Regions from separate parts of the Homo sapiens genome. Here region 2 is linked to region 1. Evidence: chromatin loops called from intact Hi-C (ENCODE). Cell type or tissue: upper lobe of right lung. All regions are shown on one strand. Each heading gives the region's core, and the rest is flanking DNA. Links, peaks and the distances in the headings are about the cores only. Region 1 overlaps RGS9 (regulator of G protein signaling 9). Region 2 overlaps CEP112 (centrosomal protein 112).

Region 1 (9,708 bases), core at 1,190-9,189:
CTGAGAACCCCCAGTTCCCTGAGACAGGCCAGAGGGGGCAGAACTAAGGCTCTGAGGAGTGCTCCATAACGCCTGGATCAGAGCAGAAAGAAAACTTGTGAGCGATGCAACACAGAGAATCAGCTCCTACACTTACTGAGTTTTGGGGGAGACAGTCAGGGGCACCCCTGCACCAATCAACATGTGTTTGGCCTCGTCTGGGCTTGGAGAAGAAAGCACCATGCAGAAGTCTTAGGTTGCCAGGGATACCCGGGGACAGCCAGGCAGAGGTTGTTATCCCTCCTGCCTGTGTCGCTTAGGGGGAGAGGGAGGAGCAGGTGACTCTAGTTGCCTTAGGAGAAGGGTCAGAATCCTGTGTGAGTGTGTCTATTGATTTTTCCCAACAGGCCCTGCAGAGGGAATATTCCAGCTTTGGGGCCGCTGCTATGCCTCATACATGGGCTTGGGACTTTAAAAGGCTCTCTTCTCAAGGGCCACTACTTCCTCAGAAGGCAGTTTTTTGTTTGTCTGGGTGTTTTTTTTTTTTTGAGATGGAGTTTTGCTCTGTAGTCCAAGCTGGAGTGCAGTGGTGTAATCTTGGCTCACTGCAGTGTCCGTCTCCCAGGTTCCAGCAATTCTCCTGCCTCAGCCTCCCAGGTAGCTGAAATCACAGGCACATGCCACCACGCCCGGCTAATTTTTTTGTATTTTTAGTAGAGACGGGGTTTCGCCATTTTGGCCAGGCTGGTCTCGAACTCCTGACCTCAGGCGATCCGCCTGTCTCAGCCTCTCAAAGTGCTAAGATTACAGGCATGAGCCACAGTGCCCAGCACCCATGAAGTCAGTTTAAAGGGGTTGATGACTAAGTCCTGGTATGTCCTACAGGGACCTCCTGAATCCATCAAAACCACAGGGATCCGAGCACCTCAAAAATGAAAACAAAGCACCTTCAGAATTATTTTTCATTCAAAATGAAAATATGAATCCCCAATAAAAAGATTCCACCAAGCCAATCACTGCACACACAACCTTTGTAGTCAAATGCTCTACCCCTGAGCTATACCTGCCCCCACCACAGTCTTTGGCAAATGCACCTGGTATGTTCATCTTCAAGGATGTCAGGATGATTTGGGGAGGTGCAGTCCCTCCTGCCCCTGCCCCTACATTACTGGCTTTCCTCTTGCACCTGAAGCTTTTTCCAGATCAAAATGGATGTGCCCACGGGGAGCGGGACCTGCTTGATGGACTCGGAGGATGCTGGAACAGGAGAGTCGGGTGACCGGGCCACAGAAAAGGAGGTCATCTGCCCCTGGGAGAGCCTGTAAGGAAAGAGGCAGGCTGAGCTGGGGGCTCTGGACCAGGAAGATGCTCTGACAGATGCCATGGTATGGGCCACAGGACACACTTGCTCGAGAACCAAAGTGCATTTGGGTGACATTTGAAGATTGGGGAGACAAGATGGGGTAGATTGTGGCAAAGAATGCTCTGGCTGGTTACCAGGGGCCAACTCCTTCTCCTCTTCCTGACCCTCCCTCCCCTGGGCAGAAGAAACGCATGTGGACCAGAAGACTTTCCCTGCTGCCTTAAAACCAATAAAAGGTTAACTTTAAGTTTCTTGGAATGTTAGTGTGTGTCTGGTTTTGTTAGTAATTTGTGAGCTATTATTTATGAGTTAAACTCACGTCTTCTTCAATCTTCTGGACAAAGGGACATTGAGTCGCTTCCAAGAGCTCTCTCCTTGTCTAAATGGGTTTGTGCACAATGCTTTTCTCATCAGCAGAGCTCCCCAGGGGATGCCCCGGGGCATGGCATCTCACAGGAATGGACAGAGGGCTGGGAGCAGGCACACTCCTAAAATGCCAGGTGTGTTGCCTCAGGTCCTCCAAGAAGCAGACACCAAGGTGAGATTCGATGGACAAGAGATTTGTTGGGGAAAACACCTGTGGTAGATAAAGGAAGGGCCAGAGCTGGAGAAAGTTGAAGTTGAGTGTTGAGGGGGTTCGGGGCGGGGGGCAGTCCAGACCGTGCTGCAAGTCTGACCTCTGGGCAGGGAGAGTCTTAGATGGCAGTGCAGTCCAAGAAAGTTTTGAACAGGCTGCTGGGGTGTCCTTTATGCAGTCCAAGAAAGTTTTGGCCAGGCTGCTGGGGTGTCCTTTGTGCAGTCCAAGAAAGTTTTGACCAGGCTGCTGGGGTGTCCTTGAGCCAAAGTCATTGCTGGAGAGGGCCTGCATCTCTGGGAACGGCCCTGCATTCGTACCCCCACGGTGCATGGTCATGTGCTGGGAGATCCCGTGGAAAGCCTGACCTTGGCATGGATATGCTGGTGGATCCTGAGCTGCAGCAGCTTGGCCATCAGCCCGCGTGCTCCCTGCAGTTGGAGATCTGAGTGCTCCTTTTCACTTCCGCTGCACTAGGCCAGTGGGAAATTCTAGAGGTTTGGGCTTTGGTGTGCTCCTCCCACCTCCCCTCCTAGTTACTCACTCAACATGTGTTTATTGAGTCCCTACTATGTGCCAGACGCTATGACAGGCGCTGGGGATGTTGCTGTGAGTAGGACTCCTTGTCTCATGGAATTCATCCGGGACAGTGTTTCTCCACCAGGTCAATGTTGCCCTCTAGGGAACACCGGTCAGTGTTTGGAGACATTTTTGGTTATCAAGACTGCGGCAGTGGGTGGGGGTTGCTACTGGTGTCTAGCAGGTAAAGGCCAGGGACGCTGCTAAGTATCCTACAATGCACAGAAGCTCCCACAACAGAAGATTATCAGTTCAAACCACCAGTGGTGCCACTGTTGAGAAACCCCGCACTAGAGATTACAGCGTATGTACTTGTCCCTGGTTTCTGCGCATGCTCTGAAGTATTGCCCCAAACGGCACTGCTGGGATCATAATTAGATTGGACAGCGGGTTGCGATTAAGGGCTACGCGGTGAATAAAACAGCTCTTAAAAGTTGCATAGGAAGTCCTCACAGGAGAAAAAAATCAAGTGGTTTGCCAAACCACTCATTATACCCCTCCCCTTTAGCCCTCAACTTCCTCAGAATTCAATTAGTAGATAAGAGCCCCTGACTTGCTTTTAACCTCTGACAACTTATTTAGCCCATAAATACTGGGGTTGCTGACTCATCTCTGCACACTTCTACAAATGAATGTTGGGTGGGTGCATGGCTGAAACCTAGATTTGCTAATCCCCGTAGGGAAAACACAGAGCTTCAATACTTAAAGACCATTGCTCATTGTAGATTTTACTGAATCTATTCCACTGGGCTCACAAGAGTCACTCACAAAGGGCTAAGAAAAATTTTCCCCCAGAATGTAAGTGAGAGAGTCTGGTCCTTTCTTGGAAGAGTGAGTGAGCTGTTAACCTGATGCCTTTATTTGCAATGCTGATCTAAAATGAGATGAAAGGCGAAGCAATCCACACCCTTAGTTTACTACCAGCCAATGTCAAGAAATAAGGAGAATCTCAACCCTAGGTTTGTATATCAGTGTTTAAGGGTTCCTCTCCTAAGCCCCCAGGGTCCTAAAGAGAAACTAAGCCCACATGGAAACTAAGATCCACATGGATAGAGCGTCAATGACAGAAGGCTCCAGAATCCACTGGTTGGATTAAATAAAGTCCAGGCTATAGTTCAGTAATAAATAGACCTCAGAAGGGAGGAAGTGGGTTCAAACATGACAGAGTTTCTGTCTGTAACACAGAGTTGCCTAAAGGCAGTAGGGCAGTCCAGGTCATGGGCTGGAAGTGAATGGAGGCCAGGGAAGAGAAAAAAAAATCCAACAACCAATAAATTTTTTTATCTTGTTGCTCCACCCATCCCCTGGTCACAAGTATGATGCTCCTCCATCTTGTCTGGACATTAGAATCCACTGGGGAAACTTGAAAGATCCCGCTGTCCAGGGCACACGCACAGAGCTGTGACACTGGGATTTTTTTTAGCGCCTCTCCCAGGTGATGTCTATGTCCAGGTGAGCTTGAGAACCACTGCCTTGAGGTAGTGATTGAAGCTGGTTCACCACCCCTACACCCATGCCCATACCCAGGGGATAACTGAAAAAGAGGCAATGGTGGGAAGGTGGCTTCATCTTAAGTTCACAACCAGGAAGTAGCATGGGTCATTTCCATTCACATCCCATTGGTTGGCCTTTGGTCACATGACCATGGCTAGCTGCACGGGAGTCCGGGAAATGTAGTCTTCAGTTAGGCCAGTTTGTGAGTAGTTAAACTTCTAGAGATTTAGCTAGAGGAAGGAAGATGGGGAGAGTGGATATTGGCGGACACTTGGTCTCTCCCACAGTGGAATTATTACACAGTTTTGGGGGTAATGGGTTACACTAACATAACATAACGTAACATAACATAACATAACATAATGCAAGAGGTGGGGCAAGAGGAGACGGGAGTGACCAGTTAGTTTCTGTTTGGCCAATATTTGGTAAATGCCTATAAAATGTAGCTATGCTGTATTCCATGGTTGGGTGCTTTCCACTTGCTCAAGGCTGAACACCGGCTAGGTGTCAAACACCAAGTGAGGTCCTGGGAATAAAGTTGATTCCCTCATGGAGGTGCTATCATTGCTTGAGGAGCAAGCTGGGGGCATTGGATCTAGTCCATGTTGGGGGAGTGCAGGGCTGTGGGCTGTGGGAATCCTGCCGCCTGCCTTTCCAGCTTGGAACAGCTCCTTGATTTCCTCATCTGTGAACTGGGAGTAACAATTTGACCTTCTTCACAGGGCTGCTTGGAAACCTATAGAGTGATATGGATATAACTGTGTTGGCTGCTCAGAACCTTATGTAGTGCAAGAAAAAAACAGTTTTGTTTTTTCCCCAAGATGCTCCTTTAAACCTATGCTGCAAGTTATTTCTTTTCCTAAACCTGGATGAAAACTCTGAGAAGTCCCATAACTTTTCTGGTCACTTTTAGATAATACAGATCCTCCAGGTATGATCAGTGACAAGGACAGTCTCCATTTAGTTCTGTATGCAGTTCAATGTTAGTGTAATAAGCAAAACTTGGAACTTCATTCAAAGGTAAGGTTCCTTCCCTCCTTGGGCTTGGGCTGTTGCAGCTGGGATGTCTGCAGGGGGGTCGGAGGGGGGACCCCGGAAAAGCAGAGGTAGGGTGGGAGAACAAGGAGGTTCTTAGTTGACTAACACATAAACCATTCAACATGGTGCTCTTGGGATCCCCCTACTGGCTCTCACTTAGGTAGAGGGTTTCCTAGATTTTTGAGGCCTTCTAGCCTGATATGGTTTGGCTCTGTGTCCCCACCCAAATCTCATCTGGAATTGTAATCCCCACATGTTGAGGGAGGGACCCGGTGGAAAGTGACTGGCTCATGGGGGCGGTTTCCCCCATGCTGTTCTCACGATAGTGATTGAGTCTCACAAGGTCTGATTGTTTTATAAGTGTTTGGCATCTCCTCGGGCTCTCTCTCTTTCCTGCTGCCTTGTGAATAAGATACTTGCTTCTCTTCTGCCTTTTGCCATGATTGTAAGTTTCCTGAGGCCTCTCCAGCCATGTGGAATTGTGAGTCAATCAAACCTCTTTTTAAATAAATTACCCAGCTGCAGTTAGTTCCTTACAGCAGTGTGAGAATGAACGAACACCACTAACAGGGTGAAATCATTGAGTCTGAGAGGAGGCAGGGCTGCTTCCTGCTTATTTGCTGAGGAAGAAAAGAAGAAGGCCAATGATTCATGAGCTGGGAAGGCTGAAGGAAGCCGGGATCCGGGGATACTTCATGCCTCACACACCCCAGCTTCAGAGGTCAGCCCTCCCCTCTGGGCAGCTGTCACCTCCTCACACTTCACCAGAAGAGGGAGTCCTAGGCTCACAGATCCCTAAAGAGAGGCGGCTGGGAGTTTCTTGTTAGCATTCAGAGACCTGTGTCAGAGAAGGGAGAGGGGCTTGAAGAACGGTGCCTTCCTTTTTGGAAAGCCAGATTGGGGTGTGGGGGTAGCAGGATAAGCTGGCCAAAGTGGGGACCCATGAGAGAGAAGCATCTTGTCTACCTGTGCAACCCTGGGTGACTGTGGGGCCCTTATGTGGCTCTCCTGGCTATTGTGAGCTTATGGGGACCAGGGATGGGGAGGCTGGGAGGAGGGAGGCAAGGCTCTGTCCCTAGTGGCTTTGAGTGAGGGTTGGAACCCTCTGCAGAAAATCTCCAGCAGAAAGAAAGAAAACCCCCTCCCTCTCCTGCCGACTGCGGCCAGAAGAATCCCACTCTCGAAGGGCATTTGTGTCAAGCTCTGACTCCTAGGACTGGAGGCCCACGAAGCCTCATTCATTTTTCTTTTTTAGAGACAGGGTCTTGCTCTGTCACCTAAGCTAAAGTGCAGTGGTGATCATAGTTCACTGCAGCCTAGAACTCCTGGTGATCCTCCCACTTCAGCCTCCCAAGTAGCTGGGATTACAGGCACTTGCCACCACACCTGGCTAATTTTTTAATGCTTTTTGTAGAGATGGGGTCTCCCTGTGTTGCCCAGGCTGGTCCTGAACTCCTGGGCTCAAGTAATCCTTCTGCCTTGGCCTCCCAAAGTGCGGGGATTACAGGCATGAGCCACTGTGCCTGGTCCCTCATTCATCTTTGACGACAACCTGAGGGATTACAGCTCCCCTGCTGAGGGGGTGAGGCTTGAGCTGGGGCACCCAGAGGGACCAGAATGGGGTGGCATGTAGGGGGGATAAACGGGATCAGAAAACAATCTTTTAAACTATTCAGCTGGTAGGAGAGACCTGTGTATGGCCTCATGAGAGGCGACTGAGGGAGGGGCAGTCTCTTTTTCTTCTGGGAAGAACAGAATGAGAGTATTCATGGACTCCTGGGAGTGGGGGGAGTATATTTATTAGGGACAGCTGGCTTGGGATATTGGCTCTGGTTACAGCAGCATCAGCTATGTCTAAGGAGGGGCGGGAGCCTGCGTGCATAGAGGTGCGCGTGTGCACACAAGCGCCCAGGGCCACACTCTGGTCCATGCACAGTCTGGTCCATGCAGGCATGGACTGTCTGTGTGGCGCATGCATGGAGCGCTGTGGCTATGCGCCTGGTACTGGCACAGGTGTCAGGGGAACACTATGCCACCTCTAATACAGCGGTTACTCCATGGGAACATGGAGAGGCTTGTGGAAAGCATCACCAGGATGTTTGTGAGAAGCTCTATGCTTTACGAAGCGCACTTCTGTCTCCCTGACCCATCATGTTTAGGGAAAGGGGAGCGCAGTGTGTTAGACGAGGCAGCTGGGGTACGGAGGGGCTAAACGAATGTGACCAAAGTCATACTCTGGGCTGGTCCTGGGCACATTACAGCAGGTCTCCCTACAGAGCCTTTAGAAAACGTTTTCACAGTCCATCTTCTAACTTTTGCACGCTTTATTCCCTCACCTTAACCCGTAGGTAGCTATCAAGTTGTTTTGTCGTGAAGGACTCCATCATGGGGAGTTAGGGATTCAGACAACCACAGCTTACAGGCCTACATTTAAAGATCCCCTCGTGAATTCCTGCTCACATTTAGTCCTCACTACAGTGTTGGGAGGCGGGAGACCACCTTCAGTTTGCAGATGTGATTTCCCCACTTACAAGTGGTAGAAACACTCCAATTGAAGCCTAATGCCATTTATTCTCTCTTTCTCTGTATATACACACGTTATATATTATGTATGTAATCTATATTTAAATTTCGGAATTTTGGCCAACCACAGTGGCTTACGCCTATAATCCCAGCACTTTGAGAGGCCAAGGCGGACAGATCACCTGAGGTCAGGAGTTTGAGACCAGCCTGGCCAACATGACGAAACCCTGTCTCTGCTAAAAATACAAAAATTAGCTGGGCATGGTGGTAGGTGTCTGTAATCCCAGCTACTTGGGAGGCTGAGGCAGGAGAATCGCTTGAACCCGGGAAGTGGAGGTTACAGTGAGCCGAGATCTCACCACTGCCCTCCAGCCTAGGTGACAGAGCAAGACTCTGTCTCAAAAAATAAAATAAAGTAAAAAAATAAATTTTGGAATTTTGAAAATACAGAAAATACAATAAATTATATAATAAACATCCATATGTATATTACTTAGAATTGCCTAAAGTTAACATTTTGCCCTAATTATTTCTAATGCTTAAAAAAAGGTAAAATTTTATCTTTATTCTCCTTTTCTCATCTACCGTCCCTCTCATCTTCTATGTCAACAATTTCTTTTTCAGTAAATGGTCAGTTAATAAATATTTTAGACGTTGCAGGCCACATGTGGTCTCTCTTCCTCCTCCTCCTTCTTCTTTCTTCTTCCCTTTCCTTCAACCACTAAAAAATGTAATATCAATCACCCTTTCCTGATAAAGGTTTAATACCCAGAATATATAAAGAATTCCTCCAACTCAACAATAACAACAAAAACAAACAACTTGATTAGAAAATGGGCAAAGGAGCAGGTGTGGTGGCTCATGCCTGTAATACCGGCACTTTGGAAGACCGAGATGGGCGGATCACTTGAGCTCAGGAGTTTGAGATCAGCCTGGGCAACATGGTGAAACCCCATCTCTGTCAAAAATACAAAAATTAGCCAGGCATGGTGGTGCATGCCTGTAGTCCCAGCTACTCAGGAGGCTGAGGAGGAGGATCACCAAAGCCCAGGAAGCGGAGGTTGCAGTGAGCAAAGATCATGCCACTGCACTCCAGCCTGGGCGACAGAGAGGGACTCTGTCTCAAAAAAAAAAGGGGGGGGGAGTGGAGGGGCAGTGGGCAAAGGACTTGAATAGACATTTCTCCAAAGAAGATATACAAATGGCCAATAGCACCTGAAAAGATGCTCAACATCACTAATCATCAGGAAAATGCAAATCAAAACTACAATGAGATATGACTTCACACCAACTAGAATGTCTGTTATAAACACCAAACAAAATAAAACAGAAAAATGGTGTAGCCACTATGAAAAACAGTATAGTGTTTCCTTTAAAAATTGAAAACAGAGTTGCCATGCGATGCGGTAATTCCATTTCTGGTTAGATATCCAAAAGAATTGAAAGCAGGGACTCAAACAGATATTTGTATACCTGTGGTCATAGCAGCATTAATCATAATAGCTAAACTTTGGAAACAATTCAAATGTTCATCAGTGGAGGAATGGATAAACAAAATGTTGTCTATACATATAAAGGAATATTGTTCAACCTAAAAAGGAAGGATATTCTGACACATGCCACAACATGGAAGAACCTTGAAGATGTTATGCTAAGTGAAATAAGCCAGTAATAAAAGGACAAATACTGTATGATTCTGTTGGAGGTGTTCAATCTCGAGCAACTCCATCTTGAATAGAGGCTGGGTAAAATATGTCTGAGACATACTGGGCTGCACCCATGAGGTGAAGGCATTCTTAGTCACAGGATGAGATAGGAGATCAGCACAAGATACAAGTCATAAAGACCTTGCTGATAAAACAGCCTGCTGTAAAGAAGCCAGCCAAATCCTACCAAAACCAAGATGGTGACGAAAGTGACCTCTGGTCACCTTCACTGCTCATTATGTGGTAATTATAATGCATTAGTATGCTAAAAGACACTCCCACCAGTGCCATGACAGTTTACAAATGCCATGGCATTGTCAGGAAGTTACCCTATATGGCCTAAAAGGGGGAGGAACCCTCAGTTCCGGGAACTGCCCATGCCTTTCCCAGAGAACTCATAAATAATTAAACCCCTCTTTAGCATATAAATCAAGAAATAACTATAAGTATCC
Region 2 (9,708 bases), core at 759-8,758, 930 kb after region 1:
CAGGACATAGGTATGGGCAAAGGCTTCATGATTAAAACACCAAAAGCAATGGAAACAAAAGCCAAAATTGACAAATGGAATCTAATTAAACTAAAGAGCTTCTGCCTAGCAAAAGAAGCTATCATAAGAGTGAACAGACAACCTACAGAATGGGAGAAAATGTTTGCAATCTATCCATCTGACACAAGACTAATATCCAGAATCCACAAGGAACTTAAAGAAATTTACAAGAAAAAAAAAACATCAAAAAGTGGGCAAAGGATATGAATAGACACTTCTCAAAAGAAGGTATTTATGCCACCAACAAACATACGAAAAAAAGCTCATCATCACTGGTTATTAGAGAAATGCAAATCAAAACCACAATGAGATACCATCTCACACCAGTTAGAATGGCAATCACTAAAAAGTCAAGAAACAACAGATGCTGGAGAGGATGTGAAGAAATAGGAATGCTTTTACACTGTTGGTGGGAGTGTAAATTAGTTCAACCATTGCAGAAGACAGTGTGGAAATTCCTCAAGGATCTAGAACCAGAAATACCATTTGACCTAGTAATCTCATTACTGGGTATATACCCAAAGGATATAAATCATTCTACTATAAAGATACATGCACACGTATGTTTATTTCTGCACTGTTCACAATAGCAAAGAATTGGAACCAACCCAAATGCCCATCAATAATAGACCGGATAAAGAAAATGTGGCACATATACACCATGGAATACTATGCAGCCATAAAAAAAAGGATGAGTTCATGTCCTTTGCAGGGACACGGATGAAGCTGGAAACCATCATTCTTAGCAAACTAACACAAGAACAGAAAACCAAACACCGCATGTTCTCACTCATAAGTGGGAGTTGAACATGAGAACACATGGACACAGGGAGGGGAACATCACACACCGGGTCTGTCAGGGGATTGGGGGCTAGGGGAGGGATAGCACTAGGAGAAATACATAATGTAGATTATGGGTTGATGGGTGCAGCAAACCACCGTGGCATGTGTATACCTATGTAACAAACCTGCACATTCTACACATGTATCCCAGAACTTAAAGTATATTAAAAAAAAGAATAAAAAAACTCTGCACGAATTTAAAAATAAGTAAATACATATCACATTACACTGTAAAAAAAAAACTTAAAGTATAATTTTCTTAAAAATCAGATGCAGAACTGTGAGTCAATAAATTCTGTTCATTATAAATTACCCAATCTCAGGTATTCTCTTACGGCAGCACGAAATGGACCAAGACACAAGTGAAAGTGAAAATGCAAGCCACAGAGTGAAAAAAGATATTTGCAATACATATATTCAACACAGAATTAGTATCCAGAATATACAAAGACAAATCGACAGTGAAAAGACAGACAAACCATTTTTTCCATACTTAAAAAAGATCAAAGACTCAACCAGAAACTTCACATAAGAGGATATCCAAATCATCGATAAACATTAAAAAAGATCTTGATATCATTAGTCATGAAGGAAAATGCAAATTCAAACTATACATCTGCCATACCAGAATTGCTAAAATTATTAAAAACTTACAAACCGAGTTTCAGCAAGGATGGAGAGCCATGGGAACTTTCAATCTTGCTAGTGGAAATGTAAACTGGTACAGCCACTTTGAGAAATTTTATCAGCAGTGCCTACTATGATTACACTTCTAAGTCAACACTCAAAAAAATGTGTATACTTGTGTACTAAGAGACATGTAAAAGAGTATTCACAGTAGAATCACTTGTAATGTCAAAAACCAAAAGTCCAACCATGGTACAATGGATATATAAATTGTGATATATTCATACAATAATTTTAAAAATCCATTGCTAAATGCAACAACATGGATCAATCTCACAACATAATGTTGAGCAAAAGAAGACAGAAACAAAAGGGAACACGCTTTATGAATCAAAAACAATGAAAACGAATCTATGGTAACATAATACAGAATAGTGGTTCCTTCTTCAAGAGGTGATAAATGACTGGGAGAGAGCAAGAAAGAGTTTCTGGGGAGGTAGCTATATTCTCTATCTTGACCTGGAAAGAGATTTCACAGATATATACATTTTGTAAAACTTCATCAAGCTTTACACTTTGATGTGTCTTGTTGTATGTGTGTTGTATTTTGATTTTAACATTTTACCAAAAGACAAAGAATGAACTATAGCTATATTTATTAACATGGATAAATCTGAAAAATATGATGAGTTAAAGGAGCAAGTCTCAAAATAATATATACAGTATGATTCCACTTACATGAAATTCAAAATAGAGAGGTAAATAACTGATTAACACAAAATACAGGACAGTAATTTCCTCTCAAGCAAAGGGAAGAGGCAATCGGAGAAGGGTACCCAGCGGTCTTCTGGAGAACTGTAATATACTATTTATTGGCTAGGTTGAAAGTATAGAAATGCTTATCTTCTAGTGGCTCTTTAAAGTGTACCTATGCACTGTACATGTTTTTTGCATGCATGCTATGTTTCACAGCTGTAAAATATTTTAAGAGTAATACAACTACTGAATTACAAATTATCAGAAAACCAAAATGAGAACTTCTGATTTTCTGTCTTTTCATTTATCTGAGCAGCAGGTAATATTGTTATATACCATCTGCAGAACAGTCTTCTTTGGGTATATTACTAAATATACTTATGAAACATAAAAATAAATAACAATTAATAATCCAGTAAAGTATCAAATAATGCTGAAAATTAAAAAATGAAAATAACTTCCAAAAATCCACAACATACTTATTTTAATTTTTCAAAAAGAACTTTATTAGAAAGAAAAAGAAAACTAAATGAAAAAAAATGAGATGCTTAACAAAACTAGAAAAAGGTGAGCACAGATCCATAAACACTTTAAGACTTCGTATTTCCAACTACTTACTTTAAAATGGCACACTTGATTTTAAAACTTAAAAATAAAAACAAATTTAAAAATCGTACATTTAAATCATTGTTTATTAATATATCTCTGACTTAGAACACTCAATATTTAAATTTCATTAAAATTAAATGTTAAAATATAAGCTGTTATCCATTTTTGTTTATTAAAAAGGACAACCCAAACTGTTCAATATTACCTGACAAACAGAAACTTGTGAAATTAAAAGATGTCATTACAAAGCCTCACTCATTAAAAGAAAGAAAAAGAGAAATGTGACTAAATTGTCAGAAAGCTGACTTACTGGGGGAGAAAAAAGCCTAAATGGCCCAAGGACCATTATTTTCAAAGCTGCTCCATCCCAGTTACAAATAGTTGCCACTTGGCCTCATCTTAGTAAATACCTAAGAGTGACATTTAATTAGCACATTAATGTTGAAAATTAATGAGTAGCTAAGAGGTTTTATATGTGTGAAATGTTGTATTTTATTGTGTACTCTAACAAGCAGTTTTCACTTCTCATTTATGTAGCAGTCCTATTTCTAGAGTACAAGGTTAAGTGTCTATCAGCAAGTGTCCATTGTATAAAAGATTGTCAAATTAGTCAGATTTGGCCAGGCACAGTGGCTCACGCCTGTAATCCCAGCACTTTGGGAGGCCAAGGCGGGAGGACCATTTGAGGTCAAGAGTTGGAGCCCACCCTGGCCAACATAGCAAGACCCCGTCTCTACCAAAAATACAAAAATTAGCCAGGCGTGGTGGCGGGCACCTGTAATCCCAGCTACTCGGGAGGCTGGGGCAGGAGAATCACTGAACCCAGGAGGCAGAGGTTGCAGTGAGGGGAGATCGCGCCACTGCACTCCAGCCTGGGCGACAGTGCGAAACTCTATCTCAAAAAAAAAAAAAAAAAAATGGCCAGCATGGTAGCTCATGCCTGTAATCCCAGCACTTTGGGAGGCCGAGGCATATGGATCACAACGTCAGGCATTCAAGACCAGCCTGGCCAAGATGGTAAAGCCCCGTCTCTACTAAAAATACAAAAATTAGTTGGGCGTGGTGGCAGGCGCCCGTAATCCCAGCTATTCAGGAGGCTGAGGCAGAGAATTGCTTGAACACAGAAGGCAGAGGTTGTGGTGAGCCGAGATCGTGCCATTGCACTCCAGCCTGGGCAACAAAGTGAAACTCCATCTCAAAAAAAATATATATATATATACACACATATATGTGTGTGTGTGTGTGTGTGTGTGTGTGTGTGTGTATATTTATTTATAAACAGTTTCTTTTTTGTTAGTAGGAGCTCCTCTGACAGCAGAAATTGACCAAGAGCAACTAGATGTTGATCATGGGTGATCATCACCAAAAAAGGGAGCTGCCCGTGAAATGCAAGTAAGCACAGAAGAAAGGTCTCCCATGTGGCAGAGCCAGTTTCTATGCACCAGCACCCAAGCCCTAGTCCCCATTCCTACCCCACATCCCCACCGAGACAGAGAACAGGCCACCAGCTCTCCATCTGGTCAGTCAGGTTTTGCAATGGCCAAGCAGAAGATTCGGATCTGGTACTGTTCTGCCCAACACAGTAGCCCCTAATCACATGTGGCTATTTAAGTTAATTAAAATTAGAAATTCAGTTTTTCAATCACACCAGCCACATTTCAAGTGTTCAATAGTCACGTTTACTGGTGGCGACTGTATTGGACAGTGCCGCCTATAGAACATTACCATCAGAAAGTTCTATTGAACAGTACTGCTGTAGAACACATATCTGCCCAAACATCAGGGTTATTCACAAATAAAATGAATGTACTTTTGGCAGGTAATATTTAAGAAGGTTTTACTAAGAAGGAAAGGTATTGATTGGCTCCTTGCTAAATTATCCAACAATTTCAGGAGGAGCAATTTATAATGTTATATAGTATCATTTACATATAAAAGTGGAGTTTAACAAAGTAAAAAGATTCTTTTGCATGCCCAGACTAAAAAATTAAATCAATATTTTTAAAGTGAAAAATGTTTGCTCACATAGATTAACTTCTTCAACCACAAGTGGGTTTTCATTATACTTGATCACCATCTGCTGGCCATGTTATTAAACTGCACACACAAATGAAATGCTAGCTATATTGGGGTAAGACATACAGAATCCCAGCTTTTTGCCACAATGCATTCCTGGAAAACCATATCATAAAGAGGATCATTATAAAGCAAGTCACATTTTCCATAAGGGCAGGACCATAATTAGAATCTTCATTCCAAACTAAAATCTAGCATCAAATAACCCATGGCAAAATCTCATTAAAGCAAAGATGTAAAAACTATAGTCCTCTATAATTATTTAAAATAGGATAATTATTCTCCAAGTTCTTTCTTACAGGTATGAACACATGTATTATTTAGATGACCCAACATGAGTTAAAAGATAAATATAATTTATATAAAATTAGCCTAAATCTGATATGGTAAAAATAGTAGGTAGTTAATAATAATTATTTGCACTCTCCTAGAAATCCTAAGCAATCTGGTGTAGGCTCCTAATAAAATGGCACCTAATTAAATGCCTTCTTTTTCATCAATAAATTCCTCTCAAATAAGCAGAAGCAACGTGTTTCTTCCATTGTAAAGCAGTGTTTAAAGGTCAGGGTTTATTTAACATTACTCCTCTTCACCCTACCCTAACTTTTAATCAAAGTTTTCAGTAAAAATAATAAGTGCTATTAAATCATTTTTTTACATCTTTCCCTATCCCAGAACCTCACTGCACTTTGGTGATAAGCTACCAGACCACGTATACTTCACTGAAAAGACATAAAATTACTACAAGCCATTAACAAGAAGCTTCAAAACATTTTTCACAGAATTGTAAAGCAAGAATACAACCTATTACTTTTGTGTTCTTTGAGATAAAGCATGAAGAATATATAGATGATGTGAACTAAAATCAAAATATTAGTTACCAGCCGAGCACGGTGGCTCACACCTGTAATCCCAGCACTTTGGGAGGCCGAGGGAGGGGGATCACCTGAGGTCAGGAGTTCGAGACCAGCCTGGCCAGCACGATGAAACCTCGTGTCTACTAAAAATAAAAATAAAAAAATTAGCCAGGCGTGGTGGCACACGCCTGTAATCCCAGCTACTCAGGAGGCTGAGGCAGAAGAATCGCTTGAACCCGGGAGGCAGAGGTTGCAGTGAGCCGAGATCGTGCCACTGCACTCCAGCCTGGGTGACAGAGCAAGACTCCATCTCAAAAAAAAAAAAAAAAAAACACACAGTTACTTAGGCAGCTTCAAATATATGGCGTGAAAAAATGTAAACAATGAGGCCAGCCACTGTGTGTTCCTTCTATCCTTGAAAAAGAGGCCTATTACATTGTTTAAAGATTCCTATAAAGCCTCTTTTAAAATAGAATTACCATTCTTTATTTTGATATTGTGCAGGATTCATACTTACAATCATAACCTTTCTGCAGAGTCATAATTTATTTTTCTCAGGGAATACAAAATGACTTTTAGTAACTGAAAATAATTAATGACCAACAGACTTTAAGATAATACCCTTTGGGAGGATTAGTAATTAGGGAAGCAAAAGCATGGTCAAACAATCTAACAAGCAAGGCCCTGATGAACTATTACAATAATGATCACCATACCAGTGATGATGGTGGTAGCCGCAGCTAACACTTAACAGGCCCTCTGTCAAGGGCTCTACACGTCTTATTTCACTTTGTCCTTACAACTCCATTTGCAAATGGAGATAGTGGTAGTACTAACCCCGAAGTTAGTACTACCACTATCTCCATTTACGAGTGATGAAACTGGGGTTTAGAGAAATTAAGTAACTTGCCTGAGGACAGATGGTTGCCAAGTGTCAGAAGTGGAATGTGAACAAAGGCAAACTGCTTTCTTTCAGCTCAACCTAGAAATAACCAAAAACAAAGGTATAGCTGCCCAGGATTGCTGACGCAGCACAAGTGGAAAAAAACAGATAAAACTGAAATTTCCATATTTGCTGCATAAAGTACTTATGCCTATATGATACACTAGAAAGAACATGGGTGTGAAATCATAAGGCCCTGCATTCCAATATTGGATCCATCACTGGAAAAGTCACTGGACTTTCCTGAAGCTGTTATCTTGTCTATAAATACAAAAGGGCAATGATGTCAGCCTCACTGGACTATAGAGAGGATTCAATCTGATGACTTGGAAAAGATTTCTAGAACAGTACCTAGCATGCAGTAGGAGATCCATAAATGGTATGACTTGCCTCACTTGGCCTCTGCTTTCACAAATTAGAAATACAAGTGGAATCCACAAACATTTATTTACTAGAAAATTTTTTATTTTTATGTTTAAATGTATATATATCTGTTATACAAATTTATTAATTTGCAATGTGTATGCACAAACATTTTAACAAGATGATATTTCAGAAGGCAACTGAACAGTATCTATCAAAATAAGAGTGTGATTATTAGAAATACCATAGACACATTTTTTTTACAAGAACGTTTTTAAATGTACACTCCAAACTAGTCCAAATCCCTAAAGCTAACCACCTTTAACAGTTTCATGTGTGGTACCCAGAAAGATTCCCTGCACACGAACACATATGTATCCACAGAGCCTCTAAAACACATATACACAAACACAAACGGAAGCTTCCTATACTTTATGTACTTCTTTTTAACTTTATCCTATTAGATCTTGCCATAATAACCTATATATATGTGTGTGTATATATATGTGTATATGTGTGTGTGTGTGTATATATATGTATATATATGTGTGTGTATATATGTATATGTGTGTGTATATATGTATATATGTGTGTGTGTATATATATGTATATATGTGTGTGTATATATATGTATATATGTGTGTGTGTGTGTATATATATATATATTTTTAACCATTGCACAAGATGTTGAACCAACTAATAACTCCACCAACAAAGCAATTTCTCACCTAGGAGTCCATAATAGCCCAAAACAGATGCAGGCATATAATAATCCTTCTTGATATTCTAACTGATAATTTGGCATCTTGAAATCATGGACCAAACTAACAGCCAAAGTTGTCCACATCCTTACCATTCCTGTCTTTTTGTGGGCACTTGGAAATTATATTACAAACCCTCCAACTACAAACCCCAACATCGGTATTTCACTTTCTGTCCAATAGGGAACATCCCACCACTATATAAAAAGGCTCTCACCCATGCTTCTCCTTGCTACTTCTGCCTCCTGACCAACCCTTGTGCTTCTCCACATGGCCTGCATGGTGTGGCATGCCTCCCTCCTCTTGGAAACTGTGAGAAATAAACTCTTCTTTCAAAGGCAACTTGTCTCTATGTCTGTCATCGTATAATGTCTGATTAAAACAAACCCTGGGTGCATTTTTAAATAAGGTGCCTGATGATGGATTACTAGGATGTAAACTCAGGCATTCTTTATAACAATAAAAAATTAAAAGCAGAAGAGACAGATTAAATTATAGTATATCCACATTATGGATTATCTGTAATTTAGAAGTCCACATGATACAGGTTTAAGACATAGCTGAGTAAAAAAAAGAGCAAGTCTCAGAACAGTATGTACATTATGAGCCAATTTTTAATTTCTTCTTTTTTTTTTTTTTTTTTTGAGACAGAGTCTCACTCTGTCACCCAGGCTGGAATGCAGTGGTGCAATCTCAGCTCACTACATCCTCTGGCTCCTGGGTTCAAGCGATTCTCCTGCCTCGGCCTCCCGAGTAGCTGGGACTACAGGCACCCACCACCATGCCCAGCTAATTTTTTTGTATTTTTAGTAGAGACGGGGTTTCACCATATTGGCCAAGCTGGTATCGAACTCCTGACCTTGTGATCCGCCCGCCCTGGCCTCCCAAAGAGCTGGGATTACAGGCATAAGCCACCGCACCCGGCCTGTAATTTCTTAATTATATAGGTGTGGATGTCTATTGTAAAATGATATGCACAAAATTGTTAATGGTGATTACCACTCCAAAGTGGGATAAAGAGGACACAGAAGGATTGTGACTTTTTACTCTAAATATTTCTATATTGAGGTTTTTATAAACATGTATTATATATATAGATTGCATACTTTTCCAAAATGAGGATAAAGACTGTACTAGTCATCTATTGCTTTATAACAAATTATTACAAATTTAACAGCTTTAAACAACACACATAAATGTTCTCATGTTTCTGCAGGTCAGAAGTCCAGGCACAGCTGAACTGGGTCTTCTGTTTAGGGCCACAAAAGGCTGCAATCATGATTGGACCAGACCTGGGTTCTCATCTAGAGGCTCAACTAGGGAAGGATTCACTTCCCGACTTGTGTGGATGTCAGCAGCATTCCGTTCCTTATGGCTATCTGATTCATGTATGATTTGTGGCAGCTGCATTTTCCAAAACCAGCAAACGGAATGACAGCAAGTCTACTGGCAAGATGAAGTAATGTAATCCTGGGAATAATATCCCATTACCATTGCCATAATCTATTGGTTAGAAGCAAGTCACAGGACCTGCCCACACTCAAGGGGAGGGGATTATATAAGGGTATGAACACCAGAAGGAGGATCATGAAGACCACCAACAAGACAATTAAGGTCTTTATCAGACCTCCATGGTAAGTATCTGAAGGCTGATCAGAAAGATAATATATATTGATATAGCTCATGATTGTAGATCTAAATGAAATTAACCAAACTATACATGCATGAGATCTAAGTCTATGGTCTCCTTAGTAACATTTTCTAAAGTCATGCTCCAAACTCAAATATAACTAAAATATTTCATTGTCAAGAA

What was found. A loop is a pair of places that touch in the nucleus more often than their neighbours do. Peaks named below come from ENCODE experiments on the same cell type or tissue, not always from the same donor. Only the 100,000 strongest peaks of a DNase experiment are listed, where the experiment ranks them.
Region 2: it touches region 1 in a loop (5-fold over the local background); 71 of 110 quality-filtered maps call a loop at or near these places.

Annotation. Positions count from the first base shown.
Region 1 is chr17:65,226,104-65,235,811 of GRCh38, forward strand. RGS9 (regulator of G protein signaling 9) reads left to right here. Exons shown (of 19, transcript NM_003835.4): 19 at 1,172-1,600. The coding sequence ends at 1,304. Among named protein-coding and RNA genes, the nearest start is that of RGS9, 94 kb to the left of the region's middle. In upper lobe of right lung, for the core only: a CTCF peak has its summit at 5,801 (motif pointing right); DNase peaks (open chromatin) are centred at 2,318, 2,798 and 5,768; H3K27ac peaks cover 303 bases.
Region 2 is chr17:66,160,763-66,170,470 of GRCh38, forward strand. The region is part of intron 4 of CEP112 (centrosomal protein 112); the gene reads right to left. Among named protein-coding and RNA genes, the nearest start is that of CEP112, 27 kb to the right of the region's middle. In upper lobe of right lung, for the core only: a CTCF peak has its summit at 4,983 (motif pointing left); no DNase peak of the experiment used is centred there.